Linked DNA regions of Mus musculus: region 1 is linked to region 2. Evidence: chromatin loops called from intact Hi-C (ENCODE). Cell type or tissue: heart. All regions are shown on one strand. Each heading gives the region's core, and the rest is flanking DNA. Links, peaks and the distances in the headings are about the cores only. Region 1 holds the start of Cpe (carboxypeptidase E). Region 2 overlaps Cpe (carboxypeptidase E).

Region 1 (8,544 bases), core at 88-8,087, 75 kb before region 2:
TGCATATGTGTAGCTACAGAGGACTAATGCCTGCCCTAGAAGAATGGATGCAGCTGACCCACGTGTAAAATAACCCAGAAATTATTTTATAAACACAGATGAAATGTTAATTTCTTTGGGTCAATGCCTTAGTCTACGTTTTGTGTTATCTCTCAGGTTTGTGGGAAATTATTTCAAACAGAAACCTTCCAGGACCATAGGAGTTTGGATTTGAAATAGACCTTAGCAAATGTTAACACATGCATCCTTATTTCTTCGAGCTTGTGTTGTGGTTGGAAGAGAAATGCCTCCGTAGTCTCAAGCCTTTGGACACTTGGTCCCCAGGAGGTGGCTCTGTCTGGGAGGGCTATGGAACCTTTGGGAAGTAGAACCTTGCCAGGGGACGTATGGCAGTGTGAGGGAGGTTTGAAAGCTCATAGTTTTGCCTCTCTTCTGGTTTTCTTTCTGCTTCTTGCATGTGGACGAACATGTGATGTCTCAGCTCCCTGCTCTGACCACCTCAGCTATCTGCAGTGTGCCTCCTCTGCTATGACGGACTCTCACTGTGGAACAGTAAGGTGGAATAAACTTTCTTCTGTAAATCTTTTCTGGACATACTATTGCATTACAGTAACAAGAAAATGAAATAATACAACATATTTGGCAGTCAAATATTAAAATTAGAAACCTCTGCCCTGCCTTGTTTGTATTTGACAGGGTCTCATGTAACCCAGGTTGGTTTCAAACTTGTTATAATATAGACTAGGCTGTAGCTCCCAGTTCTCCTGCCTTCACTCTTAAGTGCTGGAGTTACAGGCACTTGCTACCATACTTGGTTGGTTTCCTGGTTAAAATGAAGAACATTTAAAAAATTCTTTTAAAAAAAGACTTAAAAATTTTTTTATGTGTGTGTCTGCTATGTGGGTGCAAGTGCCCAAGGTAGGCAGGAGAGAATGTCACATTCCCTGGAGCTGAAGTGATAAGTGATCATATGCTGCTTGACATAGATGCTGGGAAACAAACTCAAGTCCTCTGGAGGAATAGGAAACACCCTTACCCTCTGTGCCAACTCTCCAGCCCCCCAAACCAGGAATGACTATTCTTAATGCCTGAAACCCACCCCAGACTCTGTGAATCATGAAAGCTTGAAAATACCTGTGTATAAAACATATTTTATTAATTTTCTGACATTTTCAAATAATGATTTAAGATTATTATTGTTATTATTGTTGTTGTTATTATTGTATACCTGTCCTGCCTACATGTATGTCTGTACATCATGTACCTGTCTGGTACTGGCAGAGACCAGAAGAGATCTCCTTAGACTATTCTTACAGACAATTGTGAGCAAGCCTGTGGATGCTAGGCATTGACCTGGGTTCTCTGGAAGAGCAACACGCCCTTAACTGGTGAACTAATGGTCCAGGTTCTCTTATACTCAAATACTAGAGGATGGATAGTCGAACCAACTTTTTTTCCTTTTACAGGTTAGGGCCGCAAACATCTAAGATGTCAAAGAACTTTTCAAGTAATAGTACATAGCTAGTATAATCCAACGTTTTTTCCTTTAAAGTAAAAAACAAAATAGAAAGTACCTCATGACCCTTAAAGGTGACATTTTAAAAGAATAGTCAGCCATGGAACAAGTTAGGACTTCAATGAGAGAGTATTGTTTGTGTGTGCAGTTACTAGTCAATATGCCCCAACCCAGCCACAAATTAGTGAGGTTGACTTAAATTACTAACATGAAATTCTTAACTCTATATTTTTGAAGTCATTGGTTTTAGCCGCTCTGTTTTCTTTTCTCTGGTTTCCCAAGGTTACTCTTTTGGAAATGCTTTTAGAAACCTAATTGTAACTCTGGATTCAGACTTCTGAACTAAGTAATCAAACACAGGCTGGTTAGAGTGGAAAGCATTGGGGTTTTTTTGTTGGTGTTTTTCATAAAGCTCTGTCTACTTTAAGGAGGAAGTTGGATGATGGCTGCCTCCCACCCCCCAAAAAAACCCCACCCCTCCCCAAATCTGTGGTAGCTTGTTAAAGCAGCACCTAACTATATTACAAGCTAGCACTTGGGAGGTTTGAGATAAGAGATCAGGAGTTACAGAGACAAAGTTTGGAGTTGAGACAAAAGGATGGACCATCTAGAGACTGCCATACCCGGGGATCCATCCCATAATCAGCCTCCAAACGCTGACACCATTGCATACACCAGTAAGATTTTGCTGAAAGGACCCTGATATAGCTGTCTCTTGTGAGGCTATGCCAGTGCCTGGCAAACAGAAGTGGATGCTCACAGTCAGCTATTGGATGGAACACAGGGCCCCCAAAGGAGGAGCTAGAGAAAGTACTCAAGAAGCTAAAGGGGCCTGCAACACTATAGGTGGAAAAACAATATAAACTAACCAGTGCCCTCAGAGCTTGTGTCTCTAGCTGCATATGTAGCAGAAGATGGCCTAGTCGGCCATCATTGGGAAGAGAGGCCCCTTGGTATTGCAAACTTTATATGCCCCAGTACAGAGGAACACCAGGGCCAAGAAGTGGAAGTGGGTGGGTAGGGAAGTGGGGGGAAGGGTATGGGGGACTTTTGGGATAGCATTTGAAGTGTAAATGAAGAAAATACCTAATAAAAATATATTTAAAAAAAGAGACCAGGAGTTCAAGGCTAGTCTCAGATACATAGTGAGTTTGACGTCAGCCGAGGCTACATGAGACCCTGTCTTAAGAAAAGCATCTGTGCTGCTGTGGGAGATGTAGACACACTGATTCCAGGCTAACCTCTCTGCCAGCACCTTGGCAGCCTGTCTATTTATACACCTTGATTTACTTGCTTGAGGGAGAGTCACACTATTTAGCTCAGGCTTGCCTCAAGTTCAAGATCTTCCTGCTTCAGGTGCTTGAATGCTGGGACTACAGGTGTGTACTACCATGACTTGATTTGTGCTCCTTTAAAATTGTATTTAGATGTGTGTATGTCCCCCCCAATTATTACTGTATATGTAGGGTGTCCAAGGAGGCCAGATATCAGATCCCTTGGAGCTGGAGATGCAGACAGCTGTGATCCTCTGGTTCTGAGTGTTGGAATTGAACTCAGGTACTCTGCAAGAGTATTATGTGTTCTTTACTGTGAAGCCATTTCTCCAGCCCCCGAGACAGTAATACTTATTTTATTTGTGAAATTCTCAAGATGAGCTGGATGCCTACAGTTGCTCCCCTTTTTGGTCTACGTTTGTTCCTGAATGTGTGACAGACAATTTTTGCCTGCCTTCTTCACTCAGTGCTGGTAACATTCTGTGCCTTAGTTATAGCACTCTGGTTGGTTAGGATTTCTCAGGGGTGGGAATGGGGTGGGTGAGGTGTGGGCGGCCATGTCTGTCACAGGTCAGCTTTCGGAGACAGGGGGACTTCTGAGAGCCACAGAGGCCATATGACGACCTGTTGTCTTGCTAATATCACTTTCTAAGCAGCTGGACTCCCTTTGTCCTCTAGCTGCTCCTGAGACCAAGGAGTCAGTAGGAGAAGGCACTTCCACTGTTTCAAACTTCAGTTAAAACAACAACAACAACAACAAACCAACAACAAACCTAATGAAACTATTATAGACCTGGATTCCTTTCCTTTCCAGGTGACAGATTTATTCAGGACAGGGTATTATTAGACAGCAGAGAAAGAGGCATCCGAGGGAAAATGTCCCTCATGAAACATTCCCCAGCTGGTCTTCATTCAGTCTTTCTTTTTGGTGGTCATACTCAATGATCACGTGTTCAGATCCGTGCTGATGTTACACCCAAATGGCAACCTTTGTAGAGTAACATCTGCTGCAGATGTTGCTCCAAAAACACAAGCCCTGCCCAAGGGTGCTCATTTAAGCCCATGATTTTATCCGTTTGCAGTCACTTTGTGAAAGGGATGACAATATATATCATTTGTCTGTATCGGATTTTTCTCTATTTCAGGATTGAATCAGAATGCCAAACGAAATCCTTTGTCTAATTCATGAGCAGAGTCTTTTTTTTTTTTTCCAGGATATCACAGAAGATGAGTGGTATAGGTCCTGCTTGTAAAGGACACCGTCTTATCCCATTTCTTTTTTTTTTTTCCCCCTAGAAAGGTTTTGGAGTGTGTCTGAATACAATTAAATGCAGGATCTGTAAATTGGTAGAAAGCACCTTTAAATCAAAACACAGTGTTCTGGCTTCTAGCCAGACCTTGCTGTAGATGAAATCGCATCCCTTAAGTTTCCACTATTGCAGTGATGTCCAGGCAAGCAGCGGGTTGTTTCTTACCCCCACCCCGCATTCTGATGCATCTAGGTGGAAATCAAAAGGCCCTGTTAACAACCCAAGAATGTGTTTTCTACAAGGATGATCTTGGGTCGTGGTTCCCTCTCATTAACAATAGCCTTCCTAAGTCAAGGTCTTAGCTGTCATTCCACCTGCGTGGTCCCTGGCGCCATTTGGCTTTTGACGTGGGTCTGAACCAAGAAATAAACCCAACATCCCTGGCGGCTGCTTCGCCTGTGCCTAGCCTCCTGGCTCCCGCTCCCCGGGGCGGGTAGTGCAGCGCGCAGAGCCGTCGCGTCGCCGCTGTCCTCTGGGTGGCCCCAGAGCGCACCGTTCATTGAGCGGTGGAAGGTGAGGCGAGAGGAGGCTGGTGCTGAGCTCGCCAACTCCACCCGGGCCCGGGCAGACAAAAGAGGCCGGCAGTGCAGCTCGCGGGGACGCGATGGCCGGGCGCGGAGGACGGGTGCTGCTGGCGCTGTGTGCCGCGCTGGTGGCCGGCGGGTGGCTGCTGACGGCTGAAGCCCAGGAGCCCGGGGCGCCAGCGGCTGGCATGAGGCGCCGCCGGCGGCTCCAGCAAGAGGACGGCATCTCCTTCGAGTACCACCGCTATCCAGAGCTGCGCGAGGCGCTGGTGTCCGTATGGCTGCAGTGCACCGCCATCAGCAGAATCTACACAGTGGGGCGCAGCTTCGAGGGCCGGGAGCTCCTGGTCATCGAGCTGTCTGACAACCCCGGGGTCCATGAGCCGGGTAAGTGCTCTGCCCGCTGCAGGGGCTCCGGGGACGGGAAGAAGGAGAGGTGGGCCCCAAGTTGCTTCCCGGTGGAGGATGCCTGGATGGAAGGTGGAAAGTGGGAAGGAAACGAGCACCAGCCTCTCCCTATCGTTCGCATCTCCGACCCGTTTTTTTTTGTTTTTTTGTTTTTTTTTTTTTTTTTTTTGTGAACATAGGCTAGAGGGGGGCTGGAGGCACGGGGACAGGAATAACAGGCAAGCAAATCCCAGAGCTGAGTCCCCGGTGCTCACCGTCACAGATGGGTCAAACTCTAAACAGAATAAAATTGTGAGTTCTCAGGAAGGCAAACACCTTCCCCTCAGACACGAGTGAAAAATAAGGTGCAGAAGGAGAGGAGCCAGGAAGGAGGTCTCAGAGGAGCCAGGAAAGAGGCTTTTATCATTTGAGAATTTCCAAAGGACCAGCTTATTGGGTGCTGCAGCTCTTCCTACCTTCCTCTGTGTTTGTGTGAGCGTTAGGTGCACTCTCTGGGGATGCTGGCGAATTTTAAAAAGGATATTGATGATCTAGATGTCGTGTGGTGTGCATATATGTAGATCTTCCTACCAGGATAGAAAAAGATGGTTTCTAACAGGCATACAGATTCTGAAACCATGCATGGCCTTACTAAGGGAAAACAACAGTACCCCCCCACCCCCACCCCTCCCCGCGTGCTTTAACCACTCTGAGATGACTAGTTCACGATTGATCACGTTTTATCTCCTGCAGTCATCTTGTTAGGCATTTTCCGTCAGAGTATGTTCAAGCACGTTTTGATTTGTATTAAAGGCTTAGTATTAAAAAGATATTTTAAGCAATGTTTTGGGATCTTTTTTGGGTTATGTTTATGCTCTTCAGAAAGAATTTGGTCCTGGCCTTTCTGTTGGTAATGAAGGCCTGGTTAAAGCGCCGGAATCAGTATGGAATGCTTTTGATTTCTCGAGGAAAACACAAAAGCCAGGCTAAAAATTCTCAGTGCAGGACAGGAGAAGTCTCCCTTCCTTCATCTCTCCCCGCCCCCTCCCCTTTTTTTCCTCCCTGGGTTTCTAGTTCATTAGATTGGCCTTGAATTTGTAGTCCAGGCTGGCCTCGAACTCCTGATCACTCAGCTTCTGAATCATCAAGTTGGGACTATGGATGTTTCCCACCATTCCCGACTTTTTCCTCTCTCCATTATTATTATTATTATTATTATTATTATTATTATTATTATTATTATTGTTATTGTTGTTGTTGTGATAGGATGCAATCCAGGAAGGCTGAGTAAGCCTCTGTCACTGAGCCCCGCATTCATTTGCCTGCATAGTTTTCCCAGTGGTACATAAGACGGAGAATGGATTAAATAAATGCTAATAGAGAAACTTTGATCTTAGAACATGGAGTGTATGGGTTAAGTCCTCGGAAAACATTTCTTGCCCATGACTAAGGTAAATGACAGGGTGGGAATGAATTTGCTAACGGCTTGGTATTAGGGTGAAAACCTTAAGACATTCATAAAGAGTTCCAGCAGGGCTCATCCTGGAAAGCGGAAACGATGGTTAGTGTTTGTACAGTCATTGGAAAATAAGGAGACAATGCTTACATGGACACTCACTTCCAGCCAAGCCACACAACAAGCTGGCCACTCCTGACAGTCCAGCTTGTATGATTCTGATGCTCAATCTCAGCCCTTTGTTCTGCTTGCTAGTAGAGTCTTCCTGTGGGCTTGTTGAATTATTTAAAGAAATTATGTGAAAGCCATGGTTTAACGTTATGTTGTCTTGTTTCAAACGTAAAGATAAATTGATATTATTGCAAGAATATGACGTGTTCTGAAAATGAAAACAAATTTTGGTTGAATATCTGGAGCACGGATCTGCAAATCTGGTTGAAAAAAATGATCACTTTTTAGAAAGTCCTTCAAAGTCCTTTTCGGGTGAGCAGATAAGAAGGCATATCTGTGTCTCTTCCGTGGTAGAAATGGGTACATTCAATGTTATTCCTTTGGCCATTTTGAAATCCTACACCTTCAAGATGAGCCAGCTTCTATGACTTATACACAGGTTGCTCCGGTGAATGGGAAATCTGGCACAAAGGTTATGGGACAGGAAGTGTCTGTGCCAACTCATGGAAAAGAATCCTAGGGACTCATAGATCAGGGACATTGACGAGTGCCGCCCCACAGGGGGCAGAAAATGCACAAATTCTGGAAATTTACAAACTCTAATGTTGCTCAGACCCCTTATGAAGCAGACTACCTACCTTAAGTAATTTCATCGCAGAAGTACCTTCGGGATTTGTTTGTAAAACCTTTATTATTTATTTATCCATGCATGCATGTGCTTCCGTGTATGCACATCATGGTGTGTGAAAGTCAAAGGTCAACTTTCAGAAGCTGGCTCTTTCTTCCACCCTGCAGGTCCTTGAAATAAAAGCCAGGCTGTCAGAGTTGGTACCTTTACGCACAGGCTCTGATGTAACACTCTGGATTCTGCTTTAAATTCACTGATTGAAAATTTCCATGAGACTTTTTTTTATATTCATTTTATTTTATTTTTTTTTTAGCATGAATAAAGAGTCAAGTTTGTTTTCCTAGCCTAGGTAATTTTTTTATGAACATCTGCCCAAATGCTGTGGACTGGGTGCAGATGAGTGGTGGAGTGCCCACTTAGGGCCTTGTGCTGGATCGTCAGGACAGAAAAAAAATACCGTTATTTGTAAGGATTTAGTCAGTGGATGTAATAGAGTCCTAACAAGACAACATATCCCCCAACAAGAGTGGCGGCAACAACTGAAAGCTTCCTTTGGTTAGATTAGCACGTTCTGGGCAGATACTTCTTAAAAACGGACAACGTTTTTCTAGCCAGAAGGAATTGACCTCTGTATTTGTTTGGTACAGTCTGTGGGCTGAACTTGAGGTCTCCCAAATAATTCCTTAGGTATTCACCGTTAGAATTCACGAACAGGGAAAAGGAGGGAGATGTCTCTGGGGAGACGGTTCCATAAGTAAAATGCTTGTTACCCAAGCATGACGCCCTGAACAGGATCCCTCAGAACTCATGGACAACACTGAGCAGAGCACAGTTGTAAGCCCAGTGCTGGTGATGCACTGATGGGGCACTTGGGGCTGGTGATGCACTGATGGGGCACTTGGGGCTGGTGATGCACTGATGGGACACTTAGGGCTGGAGCTGGCCGGCCAATTCAACTGATCTGACAAGCCCCGGGTTCAGCAAGACACCCTGTATCAAAGACTCGGGTTTGGAATGATTGAGCAAGGTACCTAATGTTGGCTTCGTACCCTCTCATGTACATGCTAGCAAGCAAGGAATCATGCGCACAAACACATACACACACATACAAATACACACACACACATATACTACACACACACATACACACACATAGAAATACATACACACACACATACACACACACACACACACACACACACACTTATACCACACACACACACACACAGAGGAAATTCCATTTTAAATTCATCAGTAAGGGTTATCTAAATATATTCT
Region 2 (8,544 bases), core at 101-8,100:
AGGGACAGAGTTAAGGGTACGTTTTCACAGAAAGAAAAGTGAGTGATCTGAGGCCAGAAGTGAAGGGAACGTCTTTCACCTTCTCCTCTCCTCCCATGCCCCTTCACCAGTCCCTTGCAGGTAGTTTAGTTAGAGACTCTTCCTTAAAGTGAGTTGTGTATAAATAGCACTGACCCTCTTCCCGCCTGATCCTCAGATTAAGATTAGCATAAACTCAGGCGGAGAACACACAAGGACAGCCAAGAACAGACTTGCATGGGGAGCAGCCACTACAGTCAGAGGCTCTTGAATCGCAGGCAAAGAATATTTCAGTAATACATTTTGGGGATGCGGGGGAGACTGTGTTGTCTCTTAATCCTCAGAGGAGCAGTCTCACGATTTTATAAGTGAGAGCATCTTCTCCACTGAGGAAACTGAGGCAGTGATGCAGACAGGAGCAGAGGCGCAGGACTTGGGAGGACCACTTGTCTGCCATGCTCTAGAGCAACAGGACTCCTCCCAGAATGCCCCTGGGAGCGAGCGGTAGAAATGGGCAACTGCATTTCATTTCAAAGTCTTTCAGCAACACTTTCTCTCTTCAGGCTTCATTGGTGCTATCTTGATAACAGAAACAACCTCGCTCCTATTACACCGGGTAATTAGTTACAATGGATTAATAGGTTGTGTCTGACAAAGAATCTCACAGTGACAAGATAATGTAGCAGCCATCATGATACTGTTAGGAATAATGACAGCAAACTCAGGGCAGTTGCTATTTCCAGGTACAGGTATATGCAGCCATTGTTTCTTGTCTTCTCTACAGGGTACAACCTGTTGTTTTCTCTATTTTTAAGATGGGGAAGCAGAGAAAATGAGAGCTGAAATGACTTATAGAAGGTCAGCCAGTAAGAACTGGTACCAGGGTTTGATCCCACACAGTTTGTCTCCTTTTAATCTTTATGGATAGGGGCAGGGTGGGGGTGGGGAGAGAAGGGGAGAGGGGAAGAGAGTATAGAAAACTTTTATCTAGTGCAGAAGGCTAGGATTTGCATTCTGGTCTCACAGGTTGTCCAGTCAAGGTCAGGTGTCTTAAGCAGTGTGGATTTTAGCTCATCCATGTATAAATTAGAGATGGGTAACAATATTTATTTTTAAAATGTTTGCTGAGGATTATGTAAGGAAGCAAAGTATAGGCTATGACCTACCAGGGCACACAGTGTCTTATCAGTATTAGCATGTGGGCCTGGTTGGGCTGCCATAACAAAAGATTATACTCCACATAGGAAACGGTATCAGCTCACGACTCCAAGGCCAAGTTCTCAGCACAAAGCAGATTTCTTTGCTGCAGGGGACACAGGCCAGGGAATAAGAGACAAAGACAGGAGATAAAGGGTGAAGGAGAAGTCTGGGAAGGGAACCAGGGAGAGGGAGGAGGAGTATTTGTCTGGAGTAGGACTAAGGACGGCCTCTGGATAGAGAGGAGACAGATGCAGCACATAGGAAAATGGGTGTTAGAGTAAGGTGTATAATTTTAATTAGGCTTGTTAATTAGGTGAGCCAAAGGGATCTTTTGATTGATTGCTGGACTTCAATACTTTGATAAGTGAACCTTGGCAGTCAGCCTCAGGAGGAGTTGGCCAAATAAGGGAACAGACCTTGGTGGCTAGCTTTAGGAATGTAATCTAACAGTTTTTTAGCAAAGCAGAGGAGACTGGGGAGAAGGGCAAGCCCTGCCAGAGTCATGTTTGTGAGCTGGCTAGAGTCCCTTCACTCTGGGTGGTGTAAGTGATAGAGGTTACTCCCTCCGTGAGTCTTGGAGAAACGGAAGATGGAGGTGGAGCAGACACGGTTTGTGATCAACCCTCTCTTCCTGGCACACAGGTGCACTCCTCCGAAATGTGTTTGTTTTCACAGGCTCTTTCCTCATTGAGGAGAGAAGAATTCATGATTTTATCTTCCTGTTAGGATAACAGGCCTTATTGAGCAAGAATCTTGGGACTTCAGTGAACCTTAATTACTTCCTTGATGGAGGAAGGACCTCAAGCCTTCACACCAGAATTGTGTGTGGACACAGTTTTGCAAGAGGTGGTCAGCAGGGAGAGAGGACTGGAAGGATGGAGCCATTGGATGTTTGGGATAGTCGACCACCCCAGGCAGATTTCTCAGACTTCCTGTTTAGAGGGCAAAGAAGCGGTTGGTTATTCACAGTAACTTAGTAGATAAACAATACGTTTCGGCGCCTTCGCCTGGTTTCTGTGGGTATGATAAAGAGCATGACCAAAACTAGCTCCTGGGGCGAGGTGCTTTTTGGCTTGAACTTTCTCATGACTGTCCTTCATTAAAGGAAGCTGGGGCAGGAACTCAAGGCAGGAACATGGAGGCAGGCGCTGAAGCAGAGGCCATGGTCATGTGCAGCTTACTGGCTTGCATTCCACAGCTGCTAAGCCTGTTCACTTGTACTCTAGAGGACCGACTTCCCAGTGGTGGCACAGCTTCCAGAGAACTGGACTCCCTCACATCAACCTTTGGTCAAGGAAATGTCCTACAAATTTGCCTACAGGCCAGTCTTGCAGAAGCCGTTCTCAGTTAAGATTCTCTCTTCCCAGATATGTCTAGGTTTGTGTCAAGTTGATAAAAGTCAGCATAGCACGAGTGTCTTCTGCCTTCTTTTTGGTGTCACAGAAAGTGCCTCTTACTATGCATTCTTTTGGTCTTTTAGGTGAACCTGAATTTAAATACATTGGGAACATGCATGGTAATGAGGCGGTTGGACGGGAACTGCTTATTTTCTTGGCCCAGTACCTGTGTAACGAGTACCAGAAAGGCAATGAGACAATTGTCAACCTGATCCACAGCACCCGAATTCATATCATGCCCTCCTTGAACCCCGACGGCTTTGAGAAAGCCGCATCGCAGGTGAGTGCCCGGCACGGTGGGTGGCCTGCCTTCTTCGTCTTTCTGACATATTAATACGTGTGTACTTGTCAATCTGCGAAGCCATAGTAATGCTTAGGGTTCACCGAGTGTGAGAGAGACAGTCCAAAGTTTAGAATGTCCAGAGTGAGAGTTCTTCAGCAGAAGCTTTAGTGGGAAATCTAGTGAATAATTAAGACGTTAATAGTGTTTTGCTGAACTGTTAAACAAATGGCACTTCTCTATTCGTAGCTGTGGCTAGGCAAATTTGCCTTTAAGGCAGTGATTTTCACCCGGTGGGTCATGGTCCCCTTGGGAATGAGCCACCAGTTCATGAGCGTTGCCGAAGGCCATCGGGAAACACCGATATTTTCATTAGGATTCATAGTAGTAGCATGATTACAGTTGTGAAGTAGCAACAACAATGGCTTTTCGGTTGAGGGATCGCCACAACAAGAGGAACTGTATTAAACAGTCCCGGCATGGGCATGGGAGGGTTGAGAACCACAGTAAGTGGTGCCTACTGCAATGCCTGCAGCTGGGTGAACTGGCGTCCTTGCGCCCTCTGCTGGATTGAAGGAAGAATAACTTGCAATTGGGTCATTATTTTACAGAGGATTAATTGCTTTAATTGCTGGTTTTATGAAAGATCACTAAAGACACTGCATCCCTCTCTGCCGCTCCCAACTCTCGCAAAACCAAAACCAAACCAGACCCCCAAATTCTCAGGTTTACAATAAAAATAATTGTATACATTTTAAGCGTCAGGCTAAAAACTAATGGCTCTTTAAATTCAATTTAATTTTTTCTTTTTGAGACAGGGTTTCACTATGTAGCTCACGTGGCTTGGACTTGGTTTGTACACCAGGCTGGCCTTGAACTCACAAAGATCCTACTGCTTCTGTCTCTTGAGTGCTGACATTAAAGGCGTGCATGTATAATTATATCTTTACAGAGACAATATGTGGGCTTACATTTTGATTGGACAAGATTATGGACACTATAGTTGTTACATGTTCTGCTAATTGTGTAAAATGTAAAATTTTGATGCACGTTGTACAACAATTAAACATTATAAACACATTTATCTTTTCTCATGCTGATCATTTTATTATAAAGACATATAGAGTCCTTTCTCCAAGATTTTGAAGCGAAATACACTTTTTTAAAAAAAAAGAAACCCGTAAAAAGCATTGAAGTTATTAACACATAAGAGACTCATGTCCAATTCATCTTAAGTTCTTAGGATTATTTATTCGTTTGTAGATTTAAAAATCAGACTTCTGTGATCAACAGAGACAATGTTACTTGATGCTAATTGTTGGTGGTGTGATTTTTAAATAGGTCACCTACAATCAGTGAGTTTGTACCGACAAATCATTGAAATCTGCTAAACATCGCTTACATATAACTATCATTGATTTAAAACTATTATTCATGAAAACTATCTTTTTCCAAAATGCTTATAACAAATATTTTAAATTGGGCACCTTCATGAGTGTCCTGATAAAGTAGTGAACACAGCAGTACTGGGAGGATATTGCAATAGACAATCTCAGGAATTAGTTTTTGAGGGCAGTGATGGGGACGTTAAGAAGGTATTGACAGTACTAATAAGCAGTGGTGGTTTTTCTGTTGTCTCCTTTAGCCCGGCGAGCTGAAGGACTGGTTTGTGGGCCGCAGCAACGCCCAGGGAATAGATCTGAACCGTAACTTCCCAGACCTGGACAGGATCGTGTATGTTAATGAGAAAGAAGGCGGTCCTAACAATCACCTGCTGAAGAATCTGAAGAAAATTGTGGACCAAAATTCAAAGGTAGCATGTGTGTGGCTTTCCCGGGGTCTGCCGCATAGCTGGGGAAGTATGTTTCAGTGTCTTCGGTACAGTGAATGACACAGGAGTGACATGAATCGTTTTTGCTTTTGTTTTTGTTTTTTTTTCCTGTTTTCAAGACACGGTTTCTCTCTAGTCTTGGCTGTCCTGGAACTTACTCTGTAGTCCAGGCTGGCACTGAACTCAGAGATCTGCCTGCCTCTGCCCTCCTGTGTTGCTGGGCGTAGTATGTGCTATACATCTTGAGTTACGTTTGACTCAAGGCTAAGGCTGGAGCGGCTGGAGTCTGGGACTTTGCTTCACTCTGAGGACTAAGGATAAATTGTGAAAAAGGAAGGGGGCGGGGGAGCAGAAAACACAGCAGTGAGTCTTGCCTGGAGGAAGCCCTTTCCCCACCTGACCACCAAGTTCTGCAGGACTCCACAGTGTTGATCTTTGTCCTTTCCCTCTAAACCTTCTCCTGCAAAATTTCACATCACCTGCTGTCTTAGTGAGGGTTTTACAGCTGTAAACAGACCCCATGAGCAAGACAACTCTTATAAAGGACAACATTTAATTGGGGCTGGCTTACAGATTCAGAGGTTCAGTCCATTACCATCAAGGCAGGAGCATGGCAGAATCCAGGCAGGCATGGTGCAGCGGGAGCTGAGAGTTCTACAGCTTCATTTGAAGGCTGCTAAAAGTCTGGCTTCCAGGCAGCTACATGACTGTCGTAAAGCCCATGCCCACAGTGACACATCACTCCAACAAGGCCACTCCCACTCCAACAAGGCCACACCCACTCCAACAAGGCCACACCTTCAAATAGTGCCACTCCCTGGGTCAACAATAGTCAAACTATTATACCTACCTTTTCTATTGCCCCTCAACTCTGCTGAGTTTCTTTCCATACCCTGTCTGTCTTGGAGGAGACACAGCCTTCCTCCGGGTCCCTTGCATTCACCTACTTCCCAGTACTCATATCCTTGCCTGGCGTGTTCCCATCAGCTGTATTAAGAGCCCCTAAAATTCCACATCTCTAATTCCTTCCAGACCTCCAGGGAACGTCTGTTGTTCCGTTGCCCTTGCTCACAGGGTCCCCTTATCAGGTGGTACCTAGGACCCCAAGCTCAGCTTATCTAGAAAGAAGTGTTTCCCCTTAGAACAGTTTTTGTTTCCCTCATCCCTACCATCCCGTCTTTCACTTCCTATCTCTGTCGCTGCTCACAGCAGTTAGCCCTTATTTCCCAAAGACTTGACCTCCTGACCCCATTCATTTCCATCTCAGTTCCTGGCTTAGTTCAGCCCCATTGTCTTCTCTTCCTTCTTCTTGTTCTTTCTTTTTTTTTTTTTTTTTTAATTTCAATTTTTTTTGGAGATAGGGTCTTGCTACTTAGCCCAGGCTAGCCTTTGACATCCTTTTACTTCTATCCCCAAGTGCTGCTGCATCTGCCCTGTGGTGTCTGTTACTTCCAGGATGTTCTTAAGTGAGGTTTTGGAAAGTAGAATCTCATTATAGCTCCAAGACCCTTCAGACAGATGCCCTGTGGATGCTGTGGATGCTGGCTCTGGTGGTCATCTGCTCTAGTCATACCCCCAAGTGTACCATCTGCTAACAATACAGTGTTCACATTGGCTGCTGTTCTAATTGATTAGAATATTCTTCCCTTCCACTTTGAGTTACTTCCTCCACGTGACCTTCCCCTCTCGGACACAGCTCCTGTTTGATGTTCCTTGTGTTCTGCAGTGGGGGTGCTGTTCTTATAGAGCTGCATGTGTCTGACAGCATAGTCATTTATTTATAGGGTTGCTTGCTCTTTGACTTCAGACTTCAGTCCATTGCTTGTGATGATTCATAGCTGAGCCTGACACATAGTCAGCTGAGGGCCTCATATGAGTAAGTATACACAAGGCTCACCAGTGAATTGCTGTGTCTGAAGAATGAACCCAACGGAAATCAACAGCTGGAGTTCAGACAGGCATCCATCGTGTGCAGAGACACTGGGAGGGGCTGAGTGGGACAGAGGAGGGCAGTGTAATCATCTGTAAGGTATAAGATGAAAGGCAGGCCTTGGAGGCTGGCTCTGGTATTTGTCCACATACTTTCTCTAGTGCATGCATTCATGTCTTTAACTCTGAGAAAGGAGGAAAATAATTCCTGTTGCCCCTCTTAGAAAAACTGTGAGAATCTCTTCTTCATAGGAGGACTGATTGGCAACTTGGTGCACATGAGATTGTTTCCAGCCAGTATGGCTGTTTCCCTCTCTAGTTAAACCCAAGTCTTGCGTGCATGATTGCTCTATGGTGTTGGCATACAATTGCTTTGGGCAGTCTCATTAAGAGATGCCAATGGAACCTGGAGAGATGGCTTATTGGTGAAGAGCACTTGCTGCTCGTACAGAAGACCTGAGTTTGGTTCTGAGCGCCTATGTTGGGAAGATCACAATCACTGTAACACCAGTTCCACGGGATCTGGCGCCCTCTTTTAGCCTCTGGATGCACTTGCATTCATGGGCACATACTCACAGGCATACATAATTACAAATAAAAATAAATCTTAAAAAAGACATGCTAATGTACATTTAAAATGAGAGCTTTCATTTAAAATACCCATTGCTGCTTTTAAATGAAAGAAAATGTTACATAATTAAACTTTAATTCATTACTCAAGATAAGAGCAAGGTTTTTTGTTGTTCTTTGTTTTGTTTTTTGTTTTTTGTTTTTTGTTTTTCTTTTTTTTAAGACAGGGTTTCTCTGTGTAGCCCTGGCCGTTCTGGAACTCACTTTGTAGACCAGGCTGGCCTCGAACTCAAAGATCCACCTGCCTCTGCCTCTTGAGTGCTGGGATTAAAGGTGTGCACTGACAAGAGCAAGATTTATTTACTATAGTAAATCTTTAGTGGTTTGAATAATAATGGCCCTCGTGGACTCATGTATTTGAATACTTGCTTCTCAGTTGGTGAAACTGTTTGGGAATTAGGAGGTGTTAAAGGAGGATGTCCTATCCCTTCCCTGCTGATCATGGACTCTAACCCTCTGAAACTGTAAGACCCATGTAAACCATTTCTTCTATAAGTTGCTTTGGTGCCAAATCACAGCAATAGCAAAGTATCTAGTAAAAGGTAACTAATAATTCATGTCTGGTTCCCCTCCTTTACTTTTGACATTAAGAATAAAACAACATTTAGACTCAGAGCAAGTGATTCAATAATGGCCTACATAGTCTTCATTTTCAAGTTCCTATTTCTCACCATAGCATCTTTACCCCTCAAAAAGGGCTTTGCTTCTCAAGATTTATTTTGTTTTGTGTGCCAGGAATCATGGTTTAGGATGCAGAGTTCCTTGGATACAAATTCAGGGTCTGTGGATGACAGATGACAGGAAAAAAAAAATCCTATTTCCTTAGGAAGCCCTGCAGATATCACCGTGTTCCAGTGAGACACCATTAGGGACCAATACCGTCCTCATTTTTCAGACATTAGGAATAAAATTCTTCTCTCACTTTCCCAGTTTTACTCCTAAGTCATTTCTCATCTAGCCCCAAGCTTCTCAGCCTGGCTGCCTCCACGGTTGCTTGAGTTCAGCTCGTGAGCCTTGGCCTGAATTGCTCGAAGACAGCAGGGCTTAAAATACATCTGATAATTTATTAGTGTTATGCTTCTCTTCACTGGCTGGAGTTGTGAAGGAATCTGAATAAATATAGCGTTAACATATTTTAAATGCCAAAGCCATCTCGTTATAGAACATGTCACTGAGTTATTCTTAGAGTCTTTAAAATGGAAAAGTTCAGAAGTTTTAACAAATTTGTTTATTTACTTATTTGTGTGTGTGCATGTGGG

Evidence for each region. A loop is a pair of places that touch in the nucleus more often than their neighbours do. Peaks named below come from ENCODE experiments on the same cell type or tissue, not always from the same donor. Only the 100,000 strongest peaks of a DNase experiment are listed, where the experiment ranks them.
Region 1: a loop joins it to region 2, with 6 times the contacts of the local background. A loop is called at or near these places in 23 of 42 quality-filtered maps.

What each region holds. Positions count from the first base shown.
Region 1 is chr8:64,689,110-64,697,653 of GRCm38, reverse strand. It overlaps Cpe (carboxypeptidase E), which reads left to right and starts at 4,545. Exons shown (of 9, transcript NM_013494.4): 1 at 4,545-5,011. The coding sequence starts at 4,705. In heart, for the core only: a CTCF peak has its summit at 4,572; a DNase peak (open chromatin) is centred at 4,593; H3K4me3 peaks cover 1,890 bases; H3K27ac peaks cover 1,130 bases; H3K27me3 peaks cover 354 bases.
Region 2 is chr8:64,613,702-64,622,245 of GRCm38, reverse strand. It overlaps Cpe (carboxypeptidase E), which reads left to right. Exons shown (of 9, transcript NM_013494.4): 2 at 2,699-2,895; 3 at 4,541-4,708. Among named protein-coding and RNA genes, the nearest start is that of Cpe, 75 kb to the left of the region's middle. In heart, for the core only: a CTCF peak has its summit at 3,460 (motif pointing left); no DNase peak of the experiment used is centred there; H3K27ac peaks cover 807 bases.